2 separate regions of the Homo sapiens genome follow, and region 1 is linked to region 2. A link is an interaction called in ENCODE POLR2A ChIA-PET data of the cell type or tissue named here. Cell type or tissue: Panc1. All regions are shown on one strand. Each heading gives the region's core, and the rest is flanking DNA. Links, peaks and the distances in the headings are about the cores only. Region 1 holds the start of LINC03139 (long intergenic non-protein coding RNA 3139). Region 2 overlaps FAM149B1 (family with sequence similarity 149 member B1).

Region 1 (11,485 bases), core at 1,043-9,042, 1.3 Mb after region 2:
TAATCTCAGCAATTTGGGAGGCCAAGGCGGGTGGATTGTGTGAGCCCAGGAGTTCAAGACCAGCCTGGGCAACATGGTGAAATCCGATGTCTACAAAATATACAAAAATTAGCCAGGCCTGGTGGTACATGCCTATATTCCCAGCTACTTGGGAAGCTGAGGTGAGGATGACTTGAGCCCGGGGAGGTCAAGGTTGCAGTAAGCTGTGTTCACGCTATTGCAGTCCAGCCTGGGTGACAGAATGAGAGCTTATCTCAAAAAAAACAAACAAACAAACAAAAAAAACAGAGATTGAGTCTGGCCAGGTGCAATGGCTCACGCCTGTAATTCCAGCACTTTGGAAGCCTGAGGTAGGAGGCTTGCTTGAGGTCAGGAGTTTGAGACCAGCCCGGCCAACATAGTGAAACCCCATCTCTAAAAAAAAAGGTTTTTTTAAATAAAGAAAAAATGTTAAATATAAAGGGGATGAGGCTGATTGATCTATATGAATTGATGTGGAGAAATGGATATATCATGTTACATGAAAAAATAAGTTCCAAAACAGTAGTTCTATATACACACATGTATATATGTGTATGTATTTGTGCATACATGCATGTCCATGTGTGTATATATATATACACACAGGTATGTGTATATGTGCATAAGTGCATGTATAGATACGGATGTGTATATGTAGTATGTATGTGTATATGTATGTATGCGTGTTGTAACCCAGAAAAGTGTCTGAGGCAAGTCTCCATCAATATTTAGAGGTCTATTTTGACAAGACTGAGGACGTGCCCCAAAAAAGAGGCATATGCCACAGTGGGATCTGTGGCCGCATAATTTTTTCAGAGAAGATTTTGAGGGCTTCAGTATTAGAAGGAGAAAGAGCAGGCAGGAGGGAAAGTGGGGAAGGAAAAAAAAAGGAGGGTAGGCAGTGAGATAAGGGGGCACATTTCTGTGAGGCTTTGATTAGTGCTCACCAAATCCACGTGTTACCTATGAAAGGAGAGGGTGGAGGCACAGGCAATTATGCCTCTGTCGCCGGCTCAGTAAATCTGCATTTGTCTCTGGGTGGCTGGAGGGGTGATTTCTAGTCTTGTCTTTGTCTTATACCTGTGAAGATAAGGTGTTAATGTACATGGTCAGGGTGAGGGAAGCCACCAGCGGAGACACGGTCTTCTATTTTGTAGCTATCTGCTTAGAAACAAAAAGAAAGGCAGTTTGACCAGGTGTGGTGGCTCACGCCTGTAATCCCAGCGTTTTGGGAGGCCGAGGCAGGTGGATCACCTGAGGTCAGGAGTTCGAAACCAGCCTGCCCAACATGGTGAAACCCCATTTCTACTAAAAATAAGAAAATTAGCCAGGCATAGTGGTGGGCACCTATAATACCAGCTACTCAGGAGGCTGAGGCAGGAGAATCGCTTGAACCCAGGAGGCAGAGGTTGCATTGAGCTGACATTGTGCCACTGCACTCTAGCCTGGGCAACAGAGTGAGAATCTGTCTCAAAAGAAAAAAAAAAGAAAGAAAGAAAGAAAAAAAGAAAGGGCAGCTTTTGGTGTGACTCAGTTTCCAAGCTTAACTTTTCCCTTTGGCATAGTGAGTTTGGGGTCCTGAGATTCTATTTTCCCTTCACTCTGTGTACGTGTATATGTGGGTGTCCATGTGTATATGTGTATATAGGTACAGGAATGTGACCACTTACCTCACTGCCTGTGTTTTATGTGTGTGTGCATGACTAAGAAAATATTAACTATTAACACTGGTTATCTCTGGGCAGTGGAATTACAGGGGTTCTTTCACTTTTTACTCTCATACATATCTATATTGTTTGTATTTTTATTTTTTTACCAGCAGAATGTACTGTTTTTTGTTTTTGTTTTTGTTTTTGTTTTTTGAGACAAGGTCTTGTTCTATCGCCCAGGCTGGAGTGCAGTAGCACGATCTGGGCTCACTGCAACCTCTGACTCCCAGGTTCAAGCGATTCTCATGCCTCAGCCTCCCAAGTAGCTGGGATTACAGGCATATGCCACCACAGCCTGGCTAATTTTTGTATTTTTAGTAGAGACGGGGTTTCACCATGTTGGTCAGGCTGGTCTTGAACTCCTGACCTCAATTGATCCACCGGCCTCGGGCTCCCAAAGTGCCACCATGCCTGGCCATACTGATTACTGATTTTATAATCAGAAAAGAAGTGTAAAATATTTTTCATTTTTAAAGAAAAAAGCAGGCCGGGTGCAGTGGCTCACACCTGCAATCCCAGCACTTTGGGAGGCAGAGGGGGGCGGATTACCTGAGGTCAGGAGTTCAGGTGGCTAACATAGTGAAACCCTGTTTTTACTAAAAATACAAAAAATTAGCCAGGTGTGGTGGTGCGCGCCTGTAATCCCAGTTACTTGGGAGGCTGAGGCAGGAGAATCACTTGAACCCGGGAAGCAGAGGTTGCAGTGAGCTGAGATTGCATCATTGCACCCAGCTTGGGCAACAAGAGTGAAACCCTGTCTGGAAAAAAAACAAGCAATACATATATATTAAAGAAAATGCCAACAAGAAGAATAAAAAACCCAAGTTCCCCAAGTTCTCCCCAGTTCCATCCCACAAAAGCCACTGCAGTACCGTTTTGGCCCATTTGCTTCCTATCTTTCTCCTATGCCTTTTTAAAATAGCTGTTGTTATTCAGCATAAATTATTTCACATCCTGTTTTTCTACACCTGACTTCTTGATGTTCATATTTTTCTCCGTTATGAAAAAGCCCTCACAAATGGCCCTCTGATTGGGCCTATAACATGTTGTGACTGTCTTGATTTTCTTAACAGCTTTCTTATTGTCAGACATTTGGCTCATCTCCAGTCTTTTACCATTGAACTAATGCCCTGATCAGCATCTCTGTATGAGTGTTTTCCTGGCCATAGGCCTTAGGACGCATTCCCAGCTGTTAAATTACTGGGCTAACGGAAAGGAACACATTTGAGTCCCTGACTCCTCATTGCCAAATTGCATTCTGCGCAGGTGGAGCCGTGGTGCCCCTCGAAAGATAATTTTTCTTTCGTTTTCTAGTAAGTCCAGTTGCTTTTCTGAATCTTCTTCCTGCAAACAGACTCAGTTTTCCCTGCTTCTGTCCTCCTTCCCCGTGGTTTAATGGACAGAGAAGGTCCTGTGGGTTCAACTCATAGCTGGGTCTAAGGCTGGCTATGTAGCTTTGGGAAAATCACTTGCCCTCCCTGGGCCTCCTCCATGTCTCTCCTCTAGCTCTTGCCTTCCTTCCCACGTGGCTTGAAAGATAATGTGCCTGACTTTGCCTTCCAGAGGTCAGATGGGGTTGGATAGTACTGTTATCTTTCTTCTCCAGGATAGCAGCAAACCTTTCCCTCCAAGTTTTCCTCCAGAGATCTGGCAAGAAATGTTCCCTTCGTTTGTAAGGAAGGCCTTCTGGTTTCCTACCTGGCACCATGGAGTGGAAAGGTGACCTTTCCTAGAACATCTCCCCAAGGCCAGCCTTCTCCCAAGAGAAAGAAAACAGGGCCTGTTGGCTCACGGTTCGTTCTGTTTTCCCTTCCTTGAAAATCAGGGTAGAGAAGCTCCAAGTAACTTTCCTCCTCCTTGGCCTGCCCAGAGGCCAAACAAGATTGTTACTGAAGACTCAGGGAGGCTGGGCATGATGGCTCACACCTGTAATCCCAGCACTTTGAGAGGCTGAGGTGAGTGGATCACAAGGTCAGGAGTTCAAGACCAGCCTGGCCAACGTGGTGAAACCCCGTCTCTACTAAAAATACAAAAATTAGCCAGGAATGGTGGCAGCCACCTGTAATCCCAGCTGCTTGGGAGGCTGAGGCAGAAAATTGCTTGAACCCAGAGGCGGAGGTTGCAGTGAGCTCAGATCGTGCCACTGCACTCCAGTCTAAAAAAAAAAAAAAAATTGCCGGGCATGGTACTGGGTGCCTGTAATCCCAGCTACTCAGGGGGCTGAGACTGGAGAATCGTTTGAACCCAGGAGGCAGAGGTTGCAGTGAGCCGAGATTGCACCTGGGTGACAGAGTGAGACTCTATCTCAAAAAAAAAGACTCAGGGAAACAGCACTAGAAACCCTGGATTCACCCATTCCCACATGCATGGGAAGGAGAGAAAAGACATCATCTTTGTTCATCCCTCACAAGTTCGTGATTGAGGCATTCTCCTCAAACAAAAGATAGATTGACAAGAAAAAGAAGCAATTTTATTTTTAACACGTGCTATGCCCATCATGTGGGAGAAACCTCAGTTCAAAAATATCTTTTGAAGGCTGGGCACAGTGGCTCACACCTGTAATCCTAGCATTTTGGGAGGCTGAGGCGGGGGAATCACTTGAGGCCTGGAGTTTGAGACCAGCCTGGGCAACATAGCAAGACCTTCGTCTCTACAAAAAAATTTACAGTTAGCTGGGCATGGTGGCTCAAACCTGTAGTCCCAGCCACTTGGGGGCAGGATCGATTGAGCCCCAGAGGTCAAAGCTGCAGTGAGCCTAGATTATGCCACTGCACTCCACCCTAGGTGACATATCAGGACCCTGTCACACACACACACACAAAGGCCGGGCACAGTGGCTCATGCCTGTAATCCCAGCTACTCGGGAGGCCAAGGCGGGTGGATCACCTGAGGTCAGGAGTTTGAGACCAGACTGACCAATATGGTGAAACCCTGTCTCTACTAAAAATACAGAATTGGACTCACACCTGTAATCCCAGCTACTCGGAAGGCTGAGGCAGGAGAATTGCTTGAACCTGGGAGGCAGAGGTTGCAGTGAGCCAGGATCGTGCCATTGCACTCCAGCCTGGGTGACAGAGCAAGACTGTCTCAAAAAAACAAAACAGAACAAAACAAAACAAAAAAATGTCAAGGAGGCATATTTTAGGGGTGGAATACTCTGGTTTCCTTCAAATGTATCAGTTCATTGTTACATTTATTCATGAAATAATTTGCTTAGTCACCTATTTAACTAGGGTTCCTGAAGGCCTTCTGTGGGGTGCCTGGCTTGGTGCCCTTGAGATGTGCCTGGGAGCCAGCTTCTGCCCCTTAGCATCACATGCTGAGGGAGGCATTGTGAGACAGTCATGGCTTCCCCTTCAGGCCTGCTGAGCTCTGCATGGCCCGGCTCACTTCCACCTCATGCCCAGCTCAGCCCTCCTTCTGCCAGACACATGTGCACCCAGGACTCTGCCTGGAAGATGAGCTCTGTGCCCCACCCCTCTGCCAGGCTGACTCTTGCCTATGCTTGGGTCTCAGCTCAGATCCGCCTGCTCCCAGAAGCCTTCTACGGCTGCCCAATTCTGGACTGGGTGGCTTCCGAGGCAGCCCCTCCCTTTAAATCTGACCACATGCCCTGTGGTCTCTGCCCCTTCTCTTGTAGGTCCCCCCCCCACCCCTGACCGCAGACTGTAACCTCTGGAGGGCAGAGATGGTATCTGTCTCATTAAGCCTTGGATCTGTTTTATCCCAAACAGTGTTCAGCATGCCCTAGGTGCCCAGTAAACACATGGGGAGAGGGGTGAAAGGTGTAAGGATTGCTGGGAGCAGCAGGCAATGTGCAGCGTAGCTCTCTGAAAGATACAGACCTCAGAAATGCTGCAGGAGCCCGGTGGGGCTGGGATGATGAGAGGAGACCTCCAGGATGCAGGGGGCATGCGCTGGCCTTGCAGAGTAAACAGGCACCAGACGAGCCGAGGGGAGGAGAGGCACTCGGGTGAGGCAAGCGGCATGAGCAAAGCACAGACGGTACACAGCATGGTGTGTACACATGAGCCAGTATTGGCTGGAGTAGAGGCATGGGCAGGGAGGTCCATGGGACAGGTGGGCATTGCAGGTTGAGGTCACTGGGGCAGAATGTTGTGGGAGCATGCTGGAGAGGTGGAGAGGTGGAGGGGAGAAGGAGAATAGAGCATTGACTGCCAGGGAGATGAATTTGGCATTGATCCCATGGGCATTAGAGAGCCAAAAGAGACTCTATCTCTGTTTTTTGTTTTTTTTTTTTTTCTTTCTTTTTTCTTTTTTTGAGACAGGGTTTCACTGTTGTTGCCCAGGCTGGAGTGCAGTGGTGCAATCTCAGCTCACTGCAACCTCCTCCTCCCAGGTTCAAGCGATTCTCCTGCCTCAGCCTCCCAAGTAGCTGGGATTACAGGTGCCCGCCACCACGCCTGGCTAATTTTTATATTTTTAGTAGAGATGGGGTTTCACCATGTTGGTGAGGCTGGTCTCAAACTCCTGACCTGAGGTGATGCACCTGCCTCGGCCTCCCAAAGTGCTGGGATTATAGGTGTGAGCCACCTTGCCTGGCCGAGAGTCCATCTTTAAAAATAAATAAATAAATAAATAAATAAAAAGTAATTTTATTTGAAAAACAGGAAGACCAGGCATGGTGGCCCACACTTGTAATCCCCACACTTTGGGAGGCTGAGGCAGGAGGATTGCTTGAGGCCAGGAATTTGAGACCAGCCTGGGTAACACAGTGAGACCCCATCTCTACAAAAAAAACTTAAAATGATCACTGCTCAAACCTAAGCCAGTAATAAAAAAAGAAAAAAAAGGGCTGGGCACGGTGGCTCACACCTGTAATCCCAGCACTTTGGGAGGCCAAAGTGAGCAGATCACGAGGTCAGGAGATTGAGACCATCCTGGCTAACACAGTGAAACCCTGTCTCTGCTAAAAATACAAAAAATTAGCCGGGCATGGTGGTGGGCACCTGTAGTCCCAGCTACTCGGGAGGCTGAGGCAGGAGAATGGCATGAACTTGGGAGGTGGAGCTTGCAGTGAGCCAAGATCGCGCCACTGCACTCCAGGCTGGAGGACAGAGTGAGACTCCATCTCAAAAAAAAAAAAAAAAGAGAAGAAAAGAAAAAGGAAAGAACAAAAATAGCCAGGTGTGGTGCTGTGCCTGTAGTCCCAGCTACTTGAGAGGCTGAGGCAGGAGGATCTCTTGAGCCCAGGATGTTGAGGCTGCAGTTAGCTATGATCGTGCCACTGCACTCCAGACTGCATGACAGAGTGAGACCCTGTCTCAAAAAAAGAAAAGAACAAGCATTACAGGGGCTGGGGGTAAGGGGGATGGGGATGGGACGTTATCGTTTAATGGGTACAGAGTTTCTGCTTTGCAAGATAAAGCGAGTTCTGGAGATGGGTGGTGGTGACTTTGCACAGCACAATGCGTGTATTTCATACCACTGAACTGTACACTTAACAAACAGTGAAGCTGGCAAATTTTATGTTATATATATTTTACTACAATTTTAAAAGCTGGGGGAAGAATTGCAAATTTTGGCTGCACAGCCTTTACATCAGAGGAGATGGCCCAGGTGCAGCCATGTGCGGTGGCTGCGGAGGCAACAGTGAAGATGACAATGATTGCTGACATTTAAGAAGTCCCCAGAGACAGCAGGGATAATGAGTAGGAAAAAACTCTGAGGGCAGGGGCTATGTCATACCCTCCTCTCCATACCCAGCACCAAGCCCATAGAGTGCAGTGGCGGGCTCTCAGCCACAGCGGCTGAGGAAGTGGTTGCGTCTGCATCGGCCTGCAGTGGACTGCCGGGGCAGGAAGAAGAACTAGCTTGTCTTTCACGGAGTCTTGTGTCCTTAAACCCAGATAAAGCGGCCTAGAGACAGTGAGAGAACAATGAGGGTTGTTGCAGACTAAAGCCGGGCCCTGGGCAATGTTTGGCCTCTGCCTGGGCCTCGGGCCCCACCCCCCATGTCCCCGGGCCCCACCCCCCAGGTCCCCGGGCCCCACCCCCCAGGTCCCCTTCCAGAACTTCACCAGTCTTGCCGGCCTCTCAGAGAGTCAGCCAACCCCTGAGGCCTTTCGGGGACTGATAACGCTCACCTTTGGCTCAGACTGAATCCAAACACTTCACCTCTTTTTCTTCACAGAGCCCCATCCTCCAAAGGACCCTGTTCCAGCTTGTGACAAACCCAGAGGCAATCCTGGTCATCCGGAGGAGGAGGTGTCTGTGCCGTTGCTTGGAGCTGACTGTAGGCCTAGAGGCACAGGATTATACAGGATTGTAAGAGAATTGTATTTTTCTTCCTTGCATTTTTCGGTGTTTTCTAAATTTTTTCAATGAGTATCCTTTTGAGAATCATTAAAAAAGAATACATTTTACTTGACAAGGTATATAAATACATGGGTTAAGATATTAAAATAGAAAGAGTAAGGATTGCTTGCACGTTACAGAGTCTGGGATTTGGAGCTCAGTGCCTGGCACTGAGGGGATCAAAGTGCCAGGTGCTCAAAGTGTTCGTTGAATGAGAGGCGGGGGTGGGGGTAATGGGTGGTGAGACTGCTACCCTGTCCCTCCTCCCTCACCACATCAATGTCTGTGAAGCATTTCTAGAGGATCTACTGTGCAATGGAACCCTGGGAGCCAGGGGTGACTGGGGAGGCAGCAGGTGCAGGTGCTGGTAATGCCGTGCCATTGGGAGCCCCACTGGGGGTCCTCCATGAATCACAGGGGACCCATACCCAGGATACTGAGGAAGCTTCCAGAAAAAAAGAGTGATGCTGGCCCTGGATTGTGAGGATGGGCAGGGGTTTTTTGGAGTGGGAGAAGGGTACAGGTGTTCCAGGTCATCAGTCCAAGTTCCTTCACTCCTTCATTATTTACTTGCTCAGTCATTTCACAAACAACCTTTTTTAAAATAATTAGACAGGGGTCTCACTATGTTGCACAGGCTGGTCTCTCACTCCTGGGCTCTGGCGGTCCTCCCGCCTTGGCCTCTGAAAGCGCTGGGATTGCAGGTGTGAGCCACCATGCCCAGCCTCACAAACATTTATCTGCAGTCCAAACTGGATCCAAACTCTCCTCACCGCACCTCTGTTTCTGGAGAATGCTTCCAGGGCGCCTAGAATATACCAGGTCCTGACCTAGTGACTAGAGATACAGCTGCCACTCATAAATAAACATATGCTAGCATGGCAAGAAGAAAAGATGGCAGGATGGCAGAGAGAAAGCTGCTAGGGAGCAGATGCAGAATGAATATCTGGAGCAGGAGCAAAGGGCAAGAGCCTCCAGACTGGGGGGAAACGACCTGGGCATGCTCAAAGGCAAAAGAGGCCACTGGAGATGTGTGAACAGCAAATGGTGTGATCTGATTGGGATCGTAAAGGATCACTTCCACACAACAGTGATCACACTTTGTCCACAGGCACCCTTTAAAAAACCCCTTTCAAATTTTTTTTTTTTTTTTTTGAGATGGACTCTCACTCTGTCACCCAGGCTGGAGTGCAATGGCACGACCTCGGCTCACTGCAACCTCCACTTCCCAGGTTCAAGCGATTCTCCTGCCTTAGCCTCCTGAGTAAGTGGGATTACAGGCACCTGCCACCATACCCGGCTAATCGTTATAGTTGCAGTAGAGACGGGGGTTTCACCATGTTGGCCAGGCTGGTCTCGAACTCCTGACCTCAGGTGATCCGCCCTCCTTGGCCTCCCAAAGTGCTGGGATTACAGGCATGAGCAAATGTGCCTGGCCCCTTTGAAATTTTTATCATTAGCCTAAACTTGCAAATGATGCATTTGGTGGTTTGCTGTAGACTGTATATCATCTTTAAATATTTTTTCCGCTCCCGCTCCCGCTCCCTCTCCCTCTCCCTCTCCCCACGGTCTCCCTCTCCCTTTCTTTCCACAGTCTCCCTCTGATGCCGAGCCGAAGCTGGATGGTACTGCTGCCATCTCGGCTCACTGCAACCTCCCTGCCTGATTCTCCTGCCTCAGCCTGCCGAGTGCCTGCGATTGCAGGCGCGCGCCGCCACGCCTGACTGGTTTTCGTATTTTTTTGGTGAAGACAGGGTTTCGCTGTGTTGGCCGGGCTGGTCTCCAGCTCCTAACCGCGAGTGATCCGCCAGCCTCGGCCTCCCGAGGTGCCGGGATTGCAGATGGAGTCTCGTTCACTCAGTGCTCAACGGTGCCCAGGCTGGAGTGCAGTGGCGTGATCTCGGCTTGCTACAACCTCCACCTCCCAGCCGCCTGCCTTGGCCTCCCAAAGTGCCGAGATTGCAGCCTCTGCCCGGCCGCCACCCCGTCTGGGAAGTGAGGAGCGTCTCTGCCTGGCCGCCCATCGTCGGGGATGTGAGGAGCCCCTCTGCCTGGCTGCCCAGTCTGGAAAGTGAGGAGCGTCTCTGCCTGGCCGCCATCCCATCTAGGAAGTGAGGAGCGCCTCTTCCCGGCCGCCATCACATCTGGGAAGTGAGGAGCGTCTCTGCCCGGCCGCCCATTGTCTGAGATGTGGGGAGCACCTCTGCCCTGACGCCCCGTCTGGGATGTGAGGAGCGTCTCTGCCCGGCCGCCCCGTCTGAGAAGTGAGGAGACCCTCTGCCTGGCAACCGCCCCGTCTGAGAAGTGAGGAGCCCCTCCGCCCAGCAGCCACCCCGTCTGGGAAGTGAGGAGCGTCTCCGCCCGGCAGCCACCTCGTCCGGGAGGGAGGTGGGGGGGTCAGCCCCCCGCCCGGCCAGCCGCCCCGTCTGGGAGGGAGGTGGGGGGGTCAGCCCCCCGCCCGGCCAGCCGCCCCGTCTGGGAGGGAGGTGGGGGGGTCAGCCCCCCGCCTGGCCAGCCGCCCCGTCCGGGAGGTGAGGGGCGCCTCTGCCCGGCCGCCCCTACTGGGAAGTGAGGAGCCCCTCTGCCCGGCCACCACCCGGTCTGGGAGGTGTACCCAACAGCTCATTGAGAACGGGCCATGATGACAATGGCGGTTTTGTGGAATAGAAAGGGGGGAAAGGTGGGGAAAAGATTGAGAAATCGGATGGTTGCCGTGTCTGTGTAGAAAGAGGTAGACATGGGAGACTTTTCATTTTGTTCTGTACTAAGAAAAATTCTTCTGCCTTGGGATCCTGTTGATCTGTGACCTTACCCCCAACCCTGTGCTCTCTGAAACATGTGCTGTATCCACTCAGGGTTGAATGGATTAAGGGCGGTGCAAGTTGTGCTTTGTTAAACAGATGCTTGAAGGCAGCATGCTCCTTAAGAGTCATCACCACTCCCTAATCGCAAGTACCCAGGGACACAAACACTGCGGAAGGCCGCAGGGTCCTCTGCCTAGGAAAACCAGAGACCTTTGTTCACGTGTTTATCTGCTGACCTTCCCTCCACTATTGTCCTCTGACCCTGCCAAATCCCCCTCTGCGAGAAACACCCAAGAATGATCAATAAAAAAAAATAAATAAATAAAAATAAATAAATAAATAAATATTTTTTCCACACAAAACTGGGGCTACACATTTAGTCCCTTTAAGAAGAATGCCTGCCACATCACGCCCCATCAACACAGTCAAGCAAGACAAGACTTTCTTTCTGTCAGAAAACCCTGGCTTCATGTTTGAAATTCAAATAAGGGTGTGGCCCCATGACAACGTTCTCACTTCTGAGCCTTATCTGGGCCAAAGGAGTGTGACCCTGGTTCCTGCCCTCATAGTGTGCTGAGAACAGGCTCTGCCTCCAGGTACCTCTCTAACTACCTACTGGGGGTAGGAGGTTGT
Region 2 (11,485 bases), core at 1,365-9,364:
TCCTTCCCCTTGGCCTCCCAAAGTGTTTGGATTATAGGCATAAGCCACTGTGCCTGGCCCATACGCACCTTTTGCACTAAGAAGCATATCATCTAATAGACTGGTTAGGGTTTAGAAATCATAAACAATTGATTTTTACATTATTTTCACAAAGATCCTTACCAGAGGCAAATCCTTCCCAGTGACTACGTGTCAACTGCTCCATACAGCTCACAACCTTGCACCATACACTGTCAAACACATAAGCAAGGACATCTTCTTTCATGCAGTAAAATGGAGCAATGGGAGGATACCCTAATTTCTGTTTCTCTGTAGCTGCTTCTGATTTCTTCCCATGAAATCCCTCTTCTCTGTAACAGAAGCAAGAAGGAAAGACTTCATGATGCTGAAGGGAAGGCTGCCTTTCTAAAATTGTCTGTGTATTACCTGAAAATTCACTTTGATTTGAGGAAAAATGGAAAATAGAATTAATTTGACAAAGGCCAAATAGAAGTAATAAATAGAAAATAGAAGTAATTTGACACAGGAGAAGTGAAAGGGAAGGAGGCAATCTTTGGAAAACCAAAAGAATCTGCTTCCAGTTCTAGCTCAGTGGTATTATGTATAGAAGCCTGGCTTATATTTAGCTGGCCCTAGGGCTGTGTGCACATGAGTGATACGTGAGTGAACATGGCTCAGCAGGAAATACAATGGGAAAAAAATGCAATGGGAAAAAAAAAATGCATCCAGAATCATGTGACACAATACTAACTACTAGACCTAACCACAGCTGCACAGCCTAAAAAGAAATTCTCACTTATTTTCAAATATGCTGCTGTGACTATCAAATCTGGAACTTTTAAAGGCTTAGAGGAATAGTTTAACAGGTTAATGTCACAGAAAGGTAGCAAGGAATAGTGAAGAGAAGACTGGATTGAGAATCAGATGAATAAGGTTTTGGTTTTAGCTTTACTTGAGACAAATCATTAACTACTCTGATTCTCACCTATCCAGTAAAGAAGATAAATCATATCTATGTGATAGGTCTACTGTTAGAATATAGTTAGAATAGATATAAATAGACATTATTAATTATAAAATCTGTGCCAACCATAAGGTTTTAAACAAACTGTTTATACCTTTTTCTTTTCTTTTTTGTTTTGTTTTGTTTTTGGAGATGGAGTCTTGCTCTGTTGCCCAGGCTGGTATGCAGTGGCGTGATCTCGGCTCACTGCAACCTCCGCCTCCCGGGTTCAAGCGATTCTCTGGCCTCAGCCTCCCAAGTAGCTGACATTAGAGGCACGCATCACCATGCCCAGCTAATTTTGTATTTTTAGTAGAGATGGGGTTTCACCATGTTGGCCAGGCTAGTCTCAAACTCCTGACCCAAAGTGATCTGCCTGCCTCGGCCTCCCAATGTGCTGGGATTACAAGTGTGAGCCACCGCGCCCAGCCTGTATATACATTTTTCAAACAGAATTTATGTAAACAAAGTCCATATCTCTTCAACTGCTCTTTTAAAAGGTTTCAAAGTTCCCACTGGTGGTAATTTGCAAAAGGGTAAAATCAAACTATGTGGGGAAAAAATAAACTTATTTTAAAATCTCTAATCTCAGGAACAGGCAAATGATGTGTGAAGTTATAAAATACACAAGGAAGTCTAGTACATGGAGGCAATAAGAACATAAATTCTGGATACCTGAGAAATAACATAAAATAAATAACAGAAACTGGCATATATTTAATAATATACATTGGTAGCATCATTTAGAAAAAATAGGTATTAATACACAAAATAAGAGGGGAGTAAAAAGCTTAAAAGGCATAATACTCACATATCTATGTGATCGAATGCTAGGTATTCCTCAATTATTCCTTCTGAGACGATTATAGAGTCTTCCTCATCTCTTTCCATAGAACAAAAGCTGGAGGATTTGGCAATGGAAGATGCTTTATGAGCATAAGAAGATGAAAAATGTAACTTCTTTCCCCTTATACCAAATCTTGGAGTGGAAAAAAGAAGTAAATATTAATTATGTAAACATAAACAGTTCTTATGGCAACACAGTTACATGAGTTTTGGCTCAAACTCCCCTTGCCCTGGCAATACCTTCGTGGACTATTCTAAGCCTCAATAACCTACCATTTCTCAGAACAGGAAGATTAAATTCTGGTCACAGAACTATTCTGCCTACATGTACTATGGACTATCTGGTACTGCTTGCTGTCTTTTCAGATGCAAACAGCTATAGCTATGTATTAGGTCATCCTTGCCTTGCTATAAAGAAATATCTGAGACCACGTAATTTATAAGAAAAGAGATTTAATAGGCTCACAGTTCTGGAGGCTGTAGAAGCATAGTGCTGGCATCTGCTTCTGCAGAGGACTTACAAAGCTTTTACTCATGGGGGAATGTTAAGTGGGAGCAGGAGCAAGAGAGGTGCCACACACTTTTAAATGACCAGATGTCATGGGAACTCACTATCGCAAAGACAGTACAAAGCCATAAGGGATCCTCCCCCATGACCCAAACACCTCCCACCAGGCCCCACCTCTAGCATTGGGGATTACAATTCAGCATGAGATTTGGGCATCCTGCCCTTGGCTCCTCCCAAATCTCATATCCTTCTCACATTGCAAAATACAATTATGGTTTCCAAAAAGTCTCAAAAGTCTTGACTCATTCCAGTGTTAATTCAAAAGTCCAAAGTCCCACGTCTCCTCTGAGACAAGGCACATCCCTTCCAGCTATGAGCCTGTAAATCAAAAACAAGTTATTTACTTCCAAGATACAATGGGAGTATAGGCGTTAGATAAACATTTCTGTTCCAAAAGAGAGGGGCTACAGATCCCATGCAAGTTCAAAACCCAGTAGGGGAGTCATTAACTCTTAGAACCCCTTGATGTCCCATGACAAGGTGCAAGCGGTAGGCTTCCAAGACCCTGGGCAGCTCTACCCCTGTGGCTTTGCAGGGTTCAGCTCCCAAGGTTGCTCTCATGGGTGGAGTTGAATGCCTGCAGCTTTCTTTTTTCTTTTTTTCTTTTTTTTCTTTTTTGAGAGACAGAGTCTCGTTCTGTCGCCCAGGCTGGAGTGTAGTGGTGGGGTCTCGGCCCACTGCAACCTCTGCCTCCCGGGTTCAAGCAGTTCTCCTGCCTCAGCCTCCTGAATAGCTGGGATTACAGGCGAGCACCACTACACTCAGCTAATTTTTGTATTTTTAGTAGAGATGGGGTTTCACCATGTTGGCCAGGCTGGTCTCGAACTCCTGGTCTCTAGTGATCTGCCCATCTTGGCCTCCCAAAGTGCTGGGATTACAGGCATGAGCCACTGCACCTGGCCTGAATGCCTGCAGCTTTCTAGGTACAGGGTGCAAGGTGAATCTATCATTCTGGGGTCTGGAAGATGGTGACCCCCTTCCCACAGCTCCACTAGGCAGTGCCCCAGTGGGAATTGTGTGTGGGGCCTCCAACCCCCTATTTCTTCTCTGCACTGCCCAATAGAGATTCTCTGTGAGGACTCCACCCCTGCATCAGGCTTCTGCCTGGGCACCCAGGCTTTCTCTTACATCCTCTGAAATCTACACAGATAGTGCCAAGCCTTCACTCTTTGCCCTCTGTGTGCCCACAAGCTTAACACCACATGGAAGCTGCCAAGGCTTACAGCTTGCTTGCAACATTTGTTTGTTTGTTTGTTTGTTTGTTTTTTTGAGACAGAGTCTTGCTGTATCACCCAAGCTGGACTGCAGTGGCGTGATCTCAGCTCACCGCAACCTCCACCTCCCAAGCTCAAGGGATTCTCATGCCTCAGCCTCCCAAGTAGCTGGGATTATAGGCGTCCGCCACCACACCTGGCTAATTTTCGTATTTTTAGTAGAGACAAGGTTTCACCATGGATCACTTGAGATCAGGACATCTTAGATTCTCTAAAGCGGCAAGTCAAGCTGTAACTGGGCCCCGCTGAGCCCCAGCAAAAAGCAGTGTCCCAAGGCTGCTCAAGGCAACAAGGTCCTGGGTCTGCCCCACAGAACCATTCTTCCCTCCTAGGCCTCTGGGCCTGTGATGGGAGGGGCTGCTGTGAAGGTCTCCGAAATGCCTTTTTCCCATTGTCTTGGCTATTAGCACTTGGCTGCTTTTTAGTTATGCAAATATCTCTATCAAGTGGTTGCTCCACAGCCTGCTTGAGTTCCTCTTCCCAAAAAGCTTTTTCTTTCTTTGTCATGTGGCTAGGCTGCAAATTTTCCAAGCTTTTATGCTCTGCTCCCCTTTTAAATATAAATTCCAACTTTAAGTCATTTCTTTGCTCCCACATCTGAGCATAGGTGTTAGAAGCAGGCATGTTACTTCTTGAACACTCTGCTACTTAGAAATTTCTGCTACCCAATACCCTACGTCATGACTCTCAAGATCAAAATTCCATAGATCTCTAGGGCATGGACATAATACAGCCAAGTTCCTTGCTAAGGCATAACACACATGCCCTTTCTTCCAGTTCCCAGTAAGTTCCTCATTTCCTTCTGAGACCTTGTCAGCCTGGACTTTATTGTCCATTTCACTATTAGCATTTTGGTCACAACCATTTAACTGGTCTCTAAGAAATTCTAAACTTTCCCTCTTCCTGTTGTCTTCTGAGCCCTCCAGTCTTTCAACATCTGCCCATTACCCAGTTTCAAAGTCACTTCCACATTGTCAGGTATCCTTATAGCAATACCCCATTCCTTGGTACCAGTGTTCTGTATGAAGTCATTCTTGCATTGCTATAAAGAAATACCTAGCCAGGTGCGGTGGCTCACACCTATAATCCCAGCACTTTGGGAGGCTGAGGCAGGCGGATCACGAGGTCAGGAGTTCAAGACCAGCCTGGCCAACACAGTGAACCCTCATCTCTACTAAAAATACAAAAATTAGCCAGGCACAGTGGTGCACACCTGTAGTCCCAGCTACTCAGGAGGCTAAGGCAGGAGAATTGCTTGAATCCGGGAGGCGGAGGTTGTGGTGAGTCTAGATCACACCACTGCACTCCAGCCTGGGCAACAGAGTGAGACTCTGTCTCAAAAAAACCCAAAAAAACAAAAACAAAAAACAAAAATACCTGAGACTGGGTAATTTATAGGAAAAGAGGTTTAATTGGCTTATGGCTCTGCAGGTTGTACAGGAAGCATAGTGCTAATAGTGCTAACATCTGCTTTGAGGGAGGCTGCAGGAAGCTTTAACTTATGGTAAAAAGTGAAGGAGGAGTAGGCATATCACACGACCAGAGCAGAAGAAAGACAGAGTGTGTGTGTGTGTGGAGAGGTGCCGCACACTTCTAAATGACTAGATCTCATGAGAACTCATTCACTATTGCAAAGATCATACCAAGTCATGAGGGATTTGTCCCCATGACTCAGACACCTCCCACCAGGCCCCACCTCCAGCACTAGGGATTATAATTCTACATGAGATTTAGGCAAGGACAAATATCTAAACTATAACAAGCTATACAACAAGTTTTTTAAAAACTAAGAATAATTGGCCAGGCGGGTGGCTCACACCTGTAATCCCAGCACTTTGAGAGGCTGAGGCAGGCGGATCACAAGGTCAGGAGATTGAGACCATCCTGGCTAACAGGGTGAAACTGTCTCTACTAAAAAAAAAAAAAAAAAAAAAAAAAAAAAAAAAAAAAAAAAAAAAAAAAAAATTAGCCAGGCATGGTGGCGGGTGCCTGTAGTCCCAGCACTTTGGGAGGCTGAGGCAGGAAAATGGCGTGAACCCAGGAGGCACAGCTTGCAGTGAGCTGAGATTGCACCACTGCACTCCAGCCTGGGCGTCAGAGCGAGACTCCGTCTCAAAAAAAAAAAAAAAAAAAAAAAAGAATAATCACATTTATAATTACATCTTAAGATATCTCACGAGGTTATATCCTTATTTCAGTAACTCCATCATTGCCCAAAATATATGCTCCTTATGGGCAGGGATCTTATCTTATTAATATTCAAATTTCTCTTCCTTCCTAGGCATTCAGTAAATATGTGATGACTCATTTGTTTCAGTGGGTTTACTCTGGAGAAAGTCAATCCAATCTGAGAAATAAAATTTTAAAAAATGGAACTCAGTTTAACCAAATGTTAAATATAACCAATTTACACTTTGTATTGCTCTTTACATTTTTTTGTGCCTTAAGTATTTTTTTTTATTAGGAAAATAGAATAAACCCATGGCAGCTGGGCCCATGGCTCATGCCTGTAATCCCAGCACTTTGGGAGGCTGAGGCAGGCAGATCACTTGAGGTCAGGAGTTTGAGACCAGCCTGGCCAACATGGTAAAACCCCGTCTCTACTAAAAATACAAAAATTAGCCAGGCGTGATGGCATGTGCCTGTAATCCCAGCTACCTGGGAGGCTGAGACAGGAGAATTGCTTGAACCTGTGGGGTGGAGGTTGCAGTGAGCTGAGATTACACCACTGCACTCCAGCCTGGGCAACAGAGCAAGACTCTGTCACACACACAAAAAAATAATAATAGTTAAAAAAACAAACCCATGGCACTTTTAAACAAGGCTGGTGGGAAAATCTTACTGGAAGACATTTTGGGAATATGTATTAGGAGCTTTAAAATAAACATTTTCTTTGATTCAGTGGTTTCATTTGTAGGGATTTCCTTTAAGGATATGACCTGTAAGATTTAGCTATAAGAATTATGATTGGTGGGGCACGGTGGTTCATTCCTGTAATCTCTGCACTTTGGGAGGCTGAGGCAAGTGGATTGCTTGAGCCCAGGAGTTTAACACCAGCCTGTGCAACATGGTGAAACTTGGTTTCTGCAAAAAAGTACAAAAATTAGCCAGGTATGGTGGCATGCACCTATAGTCCCAGCTACTCAGGAGGCTGAAGTGGAAGAATCACTTGAGCCCTGGAGGCAGAAGTTGCAGTGAGCCATGACTGTGCCACTGCACTTCAGCCTGGGCAACAGAGTGAGACCCTATCTCAAAAAAAAAAAAAATTATGATCACAGAATTGTTTATAATTGCCAAAAATAGAAACTAGCCCAACTGTTTCAAAATAGAGGATTTGGGGATGAGTTCCTTAAATAGTGATATATTCATGCAATGGAATAAAGTCCTTAAGTTAATATTGGGAAAAATAGAAGATGTCCACAATAAAAGATTAAGTATAAAGAGATTACAAAATGTATAATTTCATAAAAACCATATACATACATGGTAGAGAATGCTAGATGCCCCTCAATATCCATTCTCTCCTTCTTTTCTAGTAAAATCATCCCAATTTTATTCATGAAAACAACATATCCACCTCAAAGACTGCATCTCCCAGTTACCTTGCAGCCAAAGATAGTCAATGCAATATGAGCAGAATTATTCTGTGGGACTCTGGGAAGGCTGTTTAAAGGGAACTGGTGTGACTGCAAGGGATACCATTTAGCCCTTCTGTCTTTCCTCCTTTCTGCTACGTGGAAAGCGAATATCATGTTTGGAGCTCTATCAGCTATCTTGAACCATGAAGAAAACTTCAGAAAAAACACCGTGGGCTAACATGATATGGCAGAAGGATGAAGTGTCTCAGTCCCTGAAAACACCATGCCGCCACTCTACATTGCCTTCCTCCAGACTTCTTTTACATAAAAAGAAGTAAACTTCTCTTATGCAAGAGTTGGTAAACAGATAAGATCCTTAACCATGGCAGGTGGCACTGGGATGGAGATGGTAAGAGATGAGAGAAGCTCAGCCTGGGCAAAAGGCGAAATCCTGTCTCTACAAAAAATACAAAATTAGCCAGATGAGGTGGTGCACACCAGTAGTCCCAGCTACTCGGGAGGCTGAGGTGGGAGGATCACCTGAGCCCAGGAGATCAAGGCTGTAATGAGCTGAGATTGCACCACTGTACTCCAGTCTGGGTGACAAAGCGAGGCCCTGTCTCAAACAAACAAACAAACAAAACAAAAAAAGGAAGAGGGAAGGGATGAAGGGCGGTTGGGAGGGAGGGAGGGAGGGAGGGAATCGGTTTGGAGATCCAATATGTCTAAAAATTAGCCAGGCGTGGTGGCTCACACCTGTAATCCCAGCTACTTGGGAGGCTGAGGAAGGAGAATCCCTTGAACCTGGGAGGCAGAGGTTGCAGTGAGCAGAGATCACGCCATTGCACTGCAGCCTGGGTAACAAAAAAAAAAAAGCTATCAAACATATGGAATGTATACCCAACATTCCATTACGTTATTCTGCTATCGTATTATTCCACTTATAACCAATTATATTTTTAGTCAGTGGTAACTAATGGAATTCTTTGTGTTGAAAAATAAATAGGAATTTCTAACAACTATAGGCCTTTATAACTATTAAAAGAAATTTTAGCTAGATAAGAAGAAAAAATATTCCCATTTCCCCTAAAGCTGCAGCAAAAAATAAGATAGTATTCTACACCATAAAGTTGTCTTTGTAAATGTTATTTCTTTCTTTTTGTTTTTGAGACAGAGTCTCGCTCTGTCGCCCAGGCTGGAGTGCAGTAGCGTGATCTTGGCTCACTGCAATCTCTACCTCCAGGGTTCAAGTGACTCTCCTGTCTCAGCCTCCCCAGTAGCTGGGATTACAGGTGTGTGCCACCACGCCTGGCTAATTTTTGTATTTTTAGTAGAGACGGGGTTTCACCATGTTGGCCAGACTGGTCTAAAACTCCTGACCTCAGGTTATCTGCCCATCTCACCCTCCCAAAGTGCTGGGATTACAGGTGTGAGCCATCGCTCCTGGCTGCTATTTCCTTTTTTTTTTCTTAAGTGAATATACAGTTTATTTAACACTAAAACTTCATTAAGACATGTGCAATATGGCAATTTTACTGGGAATTTAACCCTATTTAGGATATGATTGCTTGCTGGGGCTTAGCCATAGGGTCCAGTTCACACTTAGCACTAATTAAATATTTGATTGCATAAATACAATACCAAATAAAATGCATTCGAATGCCTTCTAAAAAATCAATTTTAAAGGCCTTCCTACTCAGGCTAATGACAAACACAATAAGGGCAGGTATGCTACTTTAATGTAATTGGCTGATTTTATACAGCACTTATATCTTTTAGTCCCCAGATACATTATTAAATAATACAAAACATCTAATACTACCATTTCTACAGAACTAGGAAATAAATTTCTAAGAAAGAAAAATTTTAGAACTCATCTTTTATACCTATCCTAACAGTTTAACTCTAAAGAGGATAAAGCCAATGATTTTCCTCACAAGAGCTCACGACTAATGTTGCTTTGGTATCAAAATCTGTATTTCTGATCTGTTATGAGAATTGAGACAAGATTCAAATATTCCCAAAGAAAGAAGCACAATGCACATTGTAATTGTCTGTTCAACAACAGGGAGCACTGCATCCAAAACTCTGTCATCCCAGGAATTAAATACGGTCAGCTACATTTATGGGCATTTCCTTCACTGTAGTATTGCATACAAATCTCAGTGTCACGAAGAATCCTCTTGCCTTCCTCAGTAACAAAGTTTTTAGCCACACCTTTTCTACCAAATTGACCCCTCTGCCAATTCTGCGAATACAGTTTTCATGACTGCTAGGTAGATCATAGTTTATAACCGAAGACACTTGTTGGACATCAGTCCCACGTGCCAACAAGTAAATAGTGATCAGAACAGGGCTTGACCCTGATCAGAATTCCCTCATGATAGTATCTCTCTCCTTCTGGTCCATGTCGCCATGCAGAGCAAAAACTGTGACGTCCCTGGCATGTATTTTCTCAGTCAGCCAGTCCACCTTGCACCTTGTATTGAGAAAAATAACAGCCTGTTTAATGGTGCCTTGTACAAGTCACAAAGTATATCCAACTTCCATTCCTCCTGCTCAACACTGATATAAAACTGTTCGATTCCTTCAAGGTTCAAGTCTTCCTTTTTCACCAGAATTTGAATAGGATCTTTAGTGAATTTTTTGGTCACTTCCAACACATCAGTTGGCATCATGGCAGAAAGCAACACAACCTAAATACTTGTATTTAATTTTTGGAAAATCTCATAGATTTGATCCTTAAACCCTTGGCTGAACATTTCATCTGCTTCATCCAAAACAAACATTTTGATCCATTTTGGAAAAAAGGTATCTTCTGTTTAACATATCACACATTCTCCCTGGTGTACCAACAATATGTGGTACTTCAGCCTGCAGTTTTTGCATTCATTTTGAACATTTGTTCCACCAATGCAGGCATGACAGGTTGCTCCCATATAATCTCCAAGTGCCAGAATCACCTTTTGGGTATTTTTTGTTTTGTTTTGTTTTTGCGATGTAGTTTCGCTCTTGTCACCCAGGCTGGATGGAGTGCAATGGTGCAATCTCGGCTCACTGCAACCTCCGCCTCCCAGGTTCAAGCGATGATTCTCCTGCCTCAGCCTCCCGAGTAGCTGGGATTACAGGTATGCGCCAACATGCCCAGCTAATTTTTGTATTTTTAGTAGAGACAGGGTTTCACCATGTTGGCCAGGCTGGTCTCGAACTCCTGACCTCAGGTAATCTACCCGCCTCGGCCTCCCAAAGTGCTGGGATTACAGGCATGAGCCACTGCGCCTGGCCACCTTTTGGATCTTTAATACAGGGAATAATAGTTCTCTGCTGAATAGCGGAAGGCTTCTGAAATCATAAGCATAGATACCCCAAAGAAGAGACTTTTTAAAGTTTGTATCATCAAAGTTATCAACAACCTCCTTCCAGTTGCTCTCGATGACACCATCAGGGTCCATTCTCTCTGGGTCTCCATGTTCTCTGCTGTTATAATCCACGGAGCCACCAGACATGATGTGAAAAACGACTTAGCACCCGACTGAAAAGCTGCCTATGTTATTTTTAACAAAGGAATCTTTTAAATCATTGGACTTTGGATATTACTATATCTGGAAAATAACCTTTAATTTATATAATGTCTGTAATTCATTTATTTAACAAAGGAATAGGCTGGGTACAGTGGCATGTGCCTATAGTCCCAGCTATTTGGGAGGCTGAGGCAGGAGGATCTCTTGAGCTCAGGAGTTTGAGGACAGCCTGGGCAACATAGTGAGACCCTGTCTCCTAAAACAAACAACCAAATAAAAAGAATAACAGTTATTGGCCAGGCACAGTGGCTCACGCCTGTAATCTCAGCACTTTGGGAGGCTGAGGAGGGTGGACCATGAGGTCAGGAGATCGAGACCATCCTGGCAAACACAGTGAAACCCCGTCTCTACTAAAAATACAAAAAATTAGCCGGGCGTGGTGGTGGGCGCCTGTAGTCCCAGCTACTCGGGAGGCTGAGGCAGGAGAATGGCATGAACCTGGGGGGCGGAGCTTGCAGTGAGCGGAGATTGTGCCACTGCACTCCAGCCTGGGCGACAGAGCGAGACTCCATCTCAACAACAACAACAACAACAACAACAACAACAACAACAAAAAAGGATAACAGTTATCTTACCTAATACTGTGTTGCCCTGGTAGTTATAGTTATATTTAAATAGAGATGTGTTTTCTTGTG

The links. Peaks named below come from ENCODE experiments on the same cell type or tissue, not always from the same donor. Only the 100,000 strongest peaks of a DNase experiment are listed, where the experiment ranks them.
Region 1: POLR2A ChIA-PET joins it to region 2 with 14 read pairs; 2 of 35 experiments call an interaction of 5 or more read pairs at or near these places.

Annotation. Positions count from the first base shown.
Region 1 is chr10:71,874,838-71,886,322 of GRCh38, reverse strand. It overlaps LINC03139 (long intergenic non-protein coding RNA 3139), which reads right to left and starts at 8,236. Exons shown (of 2, transcript XR_007062186.1): 1 at 7,838-8,236; 2 at 7,216-7,610. RefSeq lists an enhancer at 9,446-10,326. In Panc1, for the core only: no CTCF peak of the experiment used is centred there; no DNase peak of the experiment used is centred there; H3K27ac peaks cover 7,392 bases.
Region 2 is chr10:73,199,116-73,210,600 of GRCh38, reverse strand. FAM149B1 (family with sequence similarity 149 member B1) reads right to left here. Exons shown (of 14, transcript NM_173348.2): 6 at 1,815-1,982; 7 at 163-350. It also overlaps the pseudogene EIF4A2P2. Among named protein-coding and RNA genes, the nearest start is that of FAM149B1, 37 kb to the right of the region's middle. RefSeq lists an enhancer at 3,857-4,392. In Panc1, for the core only: no CTCF peak of the experiment used is centred there; no DNase peak of the experiment used is centred there.